2 separate regions of the Homo sapiens genome follow, and region 2 is linked to region 1. Evidence: read pairs that join two places in POLR2A ChIA-PET (ENCODE). Cell type or tissue: OCI-LY7. All regions are shown on one strand. Links, peaks and the distances in the headings refer to the core of each region. The heading gives the core; the rest is flanking DNA. Region 1 holds the start of LOC101927436 (a long non-coding RNA gene). Region 2 has its middle 24 kb from the start of SCARB1.

Evidence for each region. Peaks named below come from ENCODE experiments on the same cell type or tissue, not always from the same donor. Only the 100,000 strongest peaks of a DNase experiment are listed, where the experiment ranks them.
Region 2: POLR2A ChIA-PET joins it to region 1 with 5 read pairs; 1 of 35 experiments calls an interaction of 5 or more read pairs at or near these places.

Annotation. Positions count from the first base shown.
Region 1 is chr12:124,606,609-124,610,994 of GRCh38, reverse strand. It overlaps LOC101927436 (a long non-coding RNA gene), which reads left to right and starts at 1,851. Exons shown (of 4, transcript XR_242964.4): 1 at 1,851-2,292; 2 at 3,353-3,481. RefSeq lists an enhancer at 1,394-1,523. In OCI-LY7, for the core only: a CTCF peak has its summit at 1,716; DNase peaks (open chromatin) are centred at 604, 1,244, 1,724 and 2,334; H3K4me3 peaks cover 1,864 bases; H3K27ac peaks cover 2,153 bases.
Region 2 is chr12:124,885,323-124,889,708 of GRCh38, reverse strand. No RefSeq gene overlaps it. Among named protein-coding and RNA genes, the nearest start is that of SCARB1, 24 kb to the right of the region's middle. RefSeq lists an enhancer at 1,588-1,697 and a cis regulatory region at 2,140-2,589. In OCI-LY7, for the core only: no CTCF peak of the experiment used is centred there; DNase peaks (open chromatin) are centred at 1,738 and 3,618; H3K4me3 peaks cover 1,859 bases; H3K27ac peaks cover 3,457 bases.

The DNA of each region.
Region 1 (4,386 bases), core at 137-4,136:
CAGGCCTGGAGAGCAGGGGCCCCAACATGAACCATGGAGAGGCAAGCTCTGTTATTAATCCCATTTTATGCAAAGAGAAACTGAGACCACAGAGGTTATCTGACTTACCTGGGGCCACACACCCGGGAAGTGGCAGTGCCGGGATTCACTCAGGAGGCTGGCGCCAGTCCGAACCGTGGCCCCACGTGATGCTTATGGCCGTGCGTGCATCCCTCCAAAGGTCACGGCGAGGCAGGGGCAGCTTGGGCGCCCTGTGCTGATGGCAGCTTTTAAAAAATTCTGCCTTTTTCCTTTTTCTTTTTTTTACTCAGCTGTGAGTCTCAGCAAAGGCAGCACTAACTCAGCATCGCTTCGCGGCATCAAGTCAGCCTTGCGAGGCTGGGATTGTTCCAACTGAGCTTTCAGGTGGAAGGGAGACAAAGGGGGGGCCAAATGGCTCATCCTGAGCCCCCCTTCCAGGAAGCCTCTCTGGAACCTTGGGTCCCCAAAATTGTGCAATGCTGAATCTGCACAACCTCCCAGGCCAGCCCTGCTGCAGGCATCCTGTGGAACTCAGCATCCTGGGTAGAGAGAGGCTCTTCTCGGAATAACATCTGTCACTTAGACAGACTGGGGGCTCCCCGCAAATGGCCCTTCGGGGTGTTTTCCTGCAGCTGCCTGGGCACAGAGCTGTGCTCCTCACGCCTCAGTTGTCTCGGCTGCCAGCCTCAACTTCCCAGCCTCGAGGACCTTCCTCAATTCCCCCATCCCTGCCTCACAGCGCCTGCAACAGCTGTTCCAGGCACACAGGAGGGAAACTGAGGTTTGTAGAGAGGTTGAGCTGGTAAGAGGGGAGTGGGGACTCCATGCGGGGCCCTGGGTAGCTGGCTGTGACCTTATGTTGTCAGGGTCTGGGCCCCTCTGCTAGATTTAGCTTGGGGCCCCCTGTCTGGGGTCTTCCCCTCCATCCTCCGGGACCCCAGTCCTATCCCTCTGCCCACCCTGTCCTTCTCACCCACTCTACAACCGAGTTTCAGGACTGAAGGACCAGGGACCTTCCCACCCCCAGGGGCTCCCTCAAGAAGAGAAAATTCGTCTCCCAGAGCCTCTGAGGCTAGCCTCCCAGGCAGGCCCTTACACACCCCCCATGCACCTACGCCCCTTATCTGCCTGTGCCCATATCTGCCTTAAACCTCGTCAGAGTTCAAGAACGCAGGTGGTGAAATGTCCAGTTCAGTAGGGGATTGGGTTGTGACCCAGCCAGAAGGACCTGCCAGGAAGCCACGTGGGTGTCTGGGGGAAATGCTCTCGTGGTGGGCACAGCTGGTGCAACGGTCCTGGGGTGGGAATAGCTCGGAGCCCAGTGTGGCTGGACCTGGGTCGGGAGGAAGCTGGGGAGAGAGATGGGGTCTGAGAAGTGGACAGGGGCTGCTCACATAGGACTCTGCGGGCTGGGGGTGGGTGTGGGGCTTGATTGTATTCTCGGTGTGAAGAGCACGCGTGAAAAGCCTAGCCAAGCCCTTGGCGTTCAGGATCACGTTCACCCTCACAGCAGTGCTGGGACTCAGGTGCTCTCAACATCCCCAATTCCCAGATGAGCAAACCGAGGCACAGAGAGGTAAAGCGCTTGCCCAGGTGGCCTGACACACCCTTGTCCCTGCAGATGTTCTGAGGTCGCCCCAGGGCTGGCATTTCCTTCCCTCTGTGGGAGGTGCTCCGCTGCGCCCCAGGTGGGCCCCAGCGGCGCTTTCCTTTGAAGTCCCAGCCAGCTGACTGGGCCAACCTGTTCCCCGCGCCTTCCTCCTGGACCCTGGCCAAGCCTCAGGGCTGCCGAGGGGAGGGGCAGAGGCCGCAGAACAGGAAGCACGTTTTGTTTTATTTTAAAATGTACACACACAGTTCAGTCTCGTATACGTGTAGTTAAATAACTTTTTCAATCGGTACCAACGGGGCACACATTGCAAAGCATGCATCTCTCCGACTTTGTCTTCAGGGGCCCGCGTGCCCGCCCCAGAAGCATCTTCAGTTCCCAGTGTCTGTGTGTCCTTCCAGGGAGTAGCTTAGGAACACACAAGCAGAAATGCACAGATAGAAATACATATTCCTCAAAAGATCAGCGGGAGGGGCCTTCATGGGTCTCCTGCACCCACTTGGCTTGAAAAATTCTCTCAAACCGTCACCCCAGTCTCATCATGAGAAAAACATCAGACCAATCCCAATGCAGGCGCATCCTGCAGCTCCGTGACCAGCAAGCCTCGAAACTGTCAAGGTCACCTGCCTCGAAACTGTCAAGGTCATCAAATCAAAACCAAGGTGAGTCTGAGAAACTATCCAGCCCAGAGGCTCGGAGGAGCCTCGAGAAGGCCAAAGACAGATGCCACCTGGGGCCCTGGGGAAGAAGTGAGATTGAAACAGGCAGATGTCAGTTGATACTAATGTATCCACACTGGTTCCTTAATTGTGAAAAATGGGCCGGGGCAGTGACTCACGCCTGTAATACCAGCACTTTGGGAGGGCGAGGCTGGAGGATCCCTTGAGCCCAGGAGTTCCAGACCATTTTAGGCAACAGAACGAAACCCTATCTCTAACAACAACAAAAAGAATTAGCGAGGCATGGTGGCGTGCACATGCAGTCCCAGTTATTTGGGAGGCTGAAGCAGGAGTGTTGCTTGAGCCTGGGAGGTTGAGGCTGCAGTGAGCCATGTTTGCACCACTGCACTCCAGCTTGGGTAACAGAGCAAGACACTGTCTCCTCCCCCACAAAATTCTAAACAATGTATCATACTAATGTCAGATGCTAACAGTAGGGTAAACTGGGCGTGGAGTATGGGGTGACTGTTCGGTCTTCACAATCTTTTTATGAGTCTAAAGCTGTTCTGAAAAATAAAGTTTGCTTTTTAAAAGGGTCAATTTTTTCAAAATCTGTCAAGCTAGACACCAAAGACAAATGACCTCACGACCTTTACTACGCATACATTTGTCCCCGGGTTTAAAAATACACGGCAGAAACGCCACATGAAACGTAGATCTGGGAGGTCACTCTGCGCCCTGGCCACGGGATGGCTTCATCCTTTGTCACGGCTGCATAGCCACATGCCCAGTGCCTTCGCGATGGACACGGAGCTTGGCTTTCGGCTTTTGCTGCAGTAGTGACCCTACCAGGCACATCCTGGCCTGTCCGTGCCTCTGCGCCCCAGGCCAGCACCTCTGTAGAATCGTTTCCTAGAAATGGAACAGCTGCTTCAAAGAGAGCCCGTGAGAAGGGTGTGGGTTGTAAGGCAACTCTGCCACGGACAAGATCATCTTCCAAAGCGGGCAGAGGGAGATGATGTGGGGTGGGCGAGGAAGGTGATGTGTGGCGATTTCATTACAGGTGATCAGAGAAGGTTTCTTTGAGGGTGACATTTGAGCAAAGACGTGAATAAAGAGACAGTTGGAGCCATGTGGAGATGTGAGGAGGAGGGTTCCAGGCCAGGGGACCCGTACGTGCCAAGGCCCTGAGGTGGGACTGTTTTTGGTGTGTTTGAGAAGCAGTAGGCTAGAGCGACGTGGTGGTAGGAGAGAGATCACAGGGGCTGGAAGGGGCCAGGTCATGGGGGCCTTCTTCAAAGGAATTGGGGTTTTATTGGAATTGGAGCAGGATAGGATACCTTTAGGAGCATGGGGACTGGCCTGATGTAGGTTTTGAAAGGACCCCTCTGGCTGCTGGGGGGAAGAGGGGGCATAGTGAGTTGGGAGAACTGTGGGGGTCGGCGGGGGCACCTGCAACCGTCCAGGCAAGGGAGGGCAGGGGCTCTGACCAGGGTGTTCCCTGGAAGAGTAGAGGAGGGCAGATTTGGTTTTGTTTCACCATGTTTTTTTGAGACAGAGTCTTGCTGTGTTGCCCAGACTGAAGTGCAGTGGCACGATTTCGGCTCATTCCAACCTCTGCCTCCCAGTTTCAAGCGATTCTCCTGCCCCAGCCTCCTGAGTAGCTGGGATTGCAGGCGCCCGCCACGACATCGGCTAATTTTTGTATTTTTAGTAGAGACAGGGTTTCACCATGTTGCCCAGGCTGGTCTCAAACACCCAACCTCAAGTGATCTGCCCGCCTCGGCCTCCCAAAGCTCTGGGATTACAGGCGTGAGCCGCCGCACCTGGCCTGAGAAGGGCAGATTTGGGAAGTACTCTGTTTTGAAGGTGAAGTGAACAGCACTTGCTGAAGTCCACAGTGACTAGGCCTGGGCACAACAGGGATATATTCCTGTCCTTAGGCTGCTGTAACTGGGCGTCACAAACTGGGTGGCTTCAAAAAACAGACGTTTTATTCCCTCACCGTTCTGGAGGCCAGAAGTCCAAGATCAAGTTCTGGGCAGGGCCATGCACCCTCTGAACTCCGGTGGGCTCTTTCCTCGCCCCCCTCCCAGC
Region 2 (4,386 bases), core at 151-4,150, 280 kb before region 1:
ACCATGCCCAGCTAATTTTTGTATTTAGTAGAGACAGGGTTTCGCCATGTTGGCCAGGCTGGTCTCGAACTCTTGACCTCAGGTGATTTGCCCGCCTTGGCCTCTTGAAGTGCTGGGATTACAGGCATGAGCCACCATGCCCGGCCGATTTTTACTTTTTTAAACAGTGGTTTGCACTGAAATAGAAGTTCTTTGAGAATAGGAACTGTGCCTTTTTGTCTCCCATGATATCCCAGCCCCTGCCAGACAGTAGTAGGCAGTGAGAATGGTTCTTGGACATTAGCTTGCCTTAGGATTGGCTGGGGCATGGATTAGTTGAAAATGCAGCTTTCTCAGGGGCTCATCCCAAATCTGTGGAATCAATCTTTGGACCCGACTTTATAAATCTAACTTTATTTATTTATTTATTTGAGATGGAATCTCGCTGTGTCGCCAGGCTGGAGTGCAGTGGTGCTTGGAGTGGAGTGCGACGTCGACTCACTACAACCTTGATCTCTTGACCTCGTGATCCACTCGCCTCGGCCTCCCAAAGTGCTGGGATTACAGGCGTGAGCCACCGCGCCTGGCCCTTTTTATACAACTTTGATTTTTACTTTTTTTTTTTTTTTTTGAGACTGAGTCTTGCTCTGTTGCCCAGGCTGCAGTGCAGAGGCACAATCTCGGCTCACCGCAACCTCTGCCTCCCGAGTTCAAGTGATTCTCCTGTCTCAGCTTCCAAGTAGCTGGGATTACAGGTGTGCACCACCACACCCGGCTAATTTTTGTATTTTTAGTAGAGACGGGGTTTCGCCACGTTGGCCAGGATGGTCTCGATCTCTTGACCTCATGATCTGCTCACCTCGGCCTCCCAAAATGCTAGGATTACAGGCGTGAGCCAGCACGCCCAGCCACTTTACTTCTAATGAAAGAAAAGGTCTTGTTTACAATAGCAACTGTACTGATGAAATATTTAACAGCAAACTTCCCAAGAAATGTGGAGGATACAAACATAAAAAGCTTTAAAAAAATTCTACTATTGTTGTAATATAAAAAGAGACTTGCATTCATGGGAAGACAATCTTTGTTCTTTGAGAGGAAGAATCAGCTTTGGAAAGATGCCAAGAGCTTGCTAAATTTAACTAGAAATCCATACAATCCCAGTTAAAATACTAACACAAAATTTTGGGAGATTTGAGAAAATGGTGCCAAAGTTCATCAAAGGATGTGAATGAAGGAAAATTGCCAGGAAAATTCTAGAAATAAAAAATAACGAGGGGGCCAGGCACTGTGGCTCCTGCCAGTAATCCCAGCACTTTGGCAGGCTGAGGTGGGAGGATTGCTTCAGGCCAGGAATTCAAGGCCAGCCTGGTAAACACAGCAAAATCCCATCTCAACAAAAATTTTTTAAAACTCAGAGCAGGCATGATAGCTCACACCTGTAATCTCAGCGCTTTGGGAGGCCAAGGTAGGTAGATCACTTGAGGCCAGGAGTTTGAGACCAGCCTGGCCAACATGGTGAAACCCTGTCTCTAAGAATACAAAGAAATATTAGCCGGTGTGGTAGCAGGCACCTGTAATCCCAGCTACTTGGGAGATTGAGGCACGAGGATTGCTTGAACCCAGGAGGCGGAGGTTGCAGTGAACAGAGATCGCTCCACTGCACTCTAGCCTGGGTGACAGAGCGAGACTCTGTCTTAAAAAAAAAAAAATCAGCCAGGCATGGTGGCATGCACCTGTAGTCCCGTCCTAGCTACTCCGAAGGCTGAAGTGAGAGGATCGCTTGAGCCCAGGATGTAGAGGCTGCAGTGAGCTATGATCGCACCATTGCACTCCAGCCTGGGTGGCAGAGCGAGGCCCCATCTCTAAAAAAAATTATATATATATATATACACACACACACACACATACTATATATATATATATTTCAATTTTTTACTTGGTTTTATTTATTTATTTATTTTGAGACAGAGTCTCGCTCTGTTGCCCAGGCTGGAGTGCAGTGGCATGATCTCAGCTCACTGTAATCTCTGCCTCCTGGGTTCAAGCTATTCCCGAGTACATGTGTCACTAAACCCAGCTAATTTTTGTATTTTTAGTAGAGACAGGGTTTTGCTATGTTGGCCAGGCTGATGTTGAACTCCTGGCCTCAAGTGATCTGCCTGCCTTGGCCTCCCAAAGTGTTGGGATTACAGGCGTGAGCTACTGCGCATGGCCTATTTTATTACTAGTTATTGTTGTTAATCTCTGACTGTGCCTGAATTATAAATTAAATTTTATCATGGGGAAAAACAGTCTATACCGGGTTCAGTGCTATCTCAGGTCTCAGGCATCCGCTAGGGATCCTGGAGCTTATCCCCCGAAGATAAGGAAGGGCCCCCGCTGCTCCGCTGGAATTCAAAATAACCCTCCCACTGCGCAGTGAGGTGGGTAAAAGCCAGTCTGACGGTCTGACAGTGCTTTGATGATCTTGTACTCTCTACTCTTTGCTTTTGCAGAACATTAATTACCAAATGTTTTCCAAACTTTGCAAGAGGAGTACAGGTGTCGGGGGTGAGGGAGGGCCTTGTTTTCATCTAATAGACCTTTCTGTTCTTTCTGTTTCACTTGGATTTTGTGAAGCTCAGACTCCAGCATCTGACAACTCAGGTTCAAATTCGGGCCTGGTTACTCCCCCGCTGTGTCCCTGTGTGACCTTGAACAAGTTACTTTATTTCTCTATGCCTCAGTTTCCTCATCTGAAAAGTAGACATAATATTGGTTTTGACTCCAGAGGTGAATGTGGGATTCAATGAGCTAAAATGTAAAACAGTTAGAACACTGCCGTGCATGAAGTTCAGTCTTAATGAATATCAGCTATTATTATGATCAATATCTGCCATGGGGCCGGGTGCAGTGGCACATACCTATAATCCCTGCACTTTGGGAGGCTGAGGTGGGAGGATGACTTGAGCCCAGGAGTTGGAGACCAGCCTGGGCAACATAGGGAGACCCTGTCTCTACAAGTAATAATAAAAAAATAGGCCAGGCACGGTGGCTCACGCCTATAATCCCAGCGCTTTGGGAGGCCGAGGCGGGTGGATCACCTGAGGTGGGGAGTTTGAGACCAGCCTGGCCAACATGGTGAAACCCCATCTCTACTAAAAATACCAAAAATTAGCTGGGTGTAGTGGTGTGTACCTGTAATCCCAGCTACTCAGGAGGCCGAGACAGCAGAATCACTTGAACCCAGGAGGCAGAGGTTGCAGTGAGCTGAGATCGCGCCATTGCACTCCAGCCTGGGCGACAGAGCAAGACTCCATCTCAAAAAAAAAAAAAAAAAAAAAAATGCTGGGCACGATGTGCATCCCTGTGGTCCCAGCTACTCGGGAGGCTGAGGCGGGAGGATTGCTGGAGCCCAGGAGGTCAAGGCTGCAGTCAGCTGCGATTGTGCCACCGCACTCCAGCCTGGGTGACAGAGCCAGACCCTGTCTCAAAAGAAAAATAAAATCTGTCATGGGTTGAATTGTGTTCCCCAAAAAGATATGCTGAAGCCCCATCCTCTGACGCCTCAGAATGTGACTTCATTTGGAAGTAGGGTCATTGCAGATGAGTTAAGGTGACATCCTGCTGGAGTAGGTTGGGCCCCTAATCCAACAGTACTGGTGTCCTTGTAAGAGCAGAGCCATCTTGTCAACACAGATGTACAGGGAAAGATGGTGTCATGATGGCCCCATGACTGCAGAGGCATCTGTAAGCCAAGGAGCTCCAAGGATTGCCAGCCAGCCCCTTGGAAGCTGGAAGAGGTGAGGAAGGAGCCTCGGAGCCTTCAGAGGGAGTGTGGCCCTGCAGACATCCCCATCTCAGACTTCCAGCCTCCAGAACTTCCAGAGAGTAAACTTTCTGTTTATTCATATATTTGTATTTTTTTGAGATAGGGTCTCACTCTGTCACCCAGGCTGGAATGCACTGGCACAATCTCGGCTCACTGCAGCCTCAACTTCCCTGGGTTCAGATAATCCTCCCACCTCAGCCTCCCAAGTAGCTGGGAGTACAGCCAGGCACCACCACACCCAGGTAATTTTTGTATTTTTTTGTAGAGACAAGGTTTCGCCATGTTGCCCAGGCTGCTCTCGAACTCCTGGACTCAAGTGATCCTTCTGCCTCGGCCTCCCCAAGACCTGGGATTGCAGGTATGAGCCACTGCGCCCAGCTTTCTGTTGCTTTAAGCGGCCCGGTTTGTGGTGCTTTGCATGGCAACCCTAGCAAACTAACACTATGTCTATTCACAATTATTTGATAAAACAAAAACAATTCTTGAAAGCATCTCTTTCTCCCTTCCTTCCTGTGCCTGGGGGTGGGTGGGGAGTCTGTGTTGAGCACCTCAGCTGAGACCAGGCAATTGCAGTGGCCTGCGAAGGTGTTTGGACT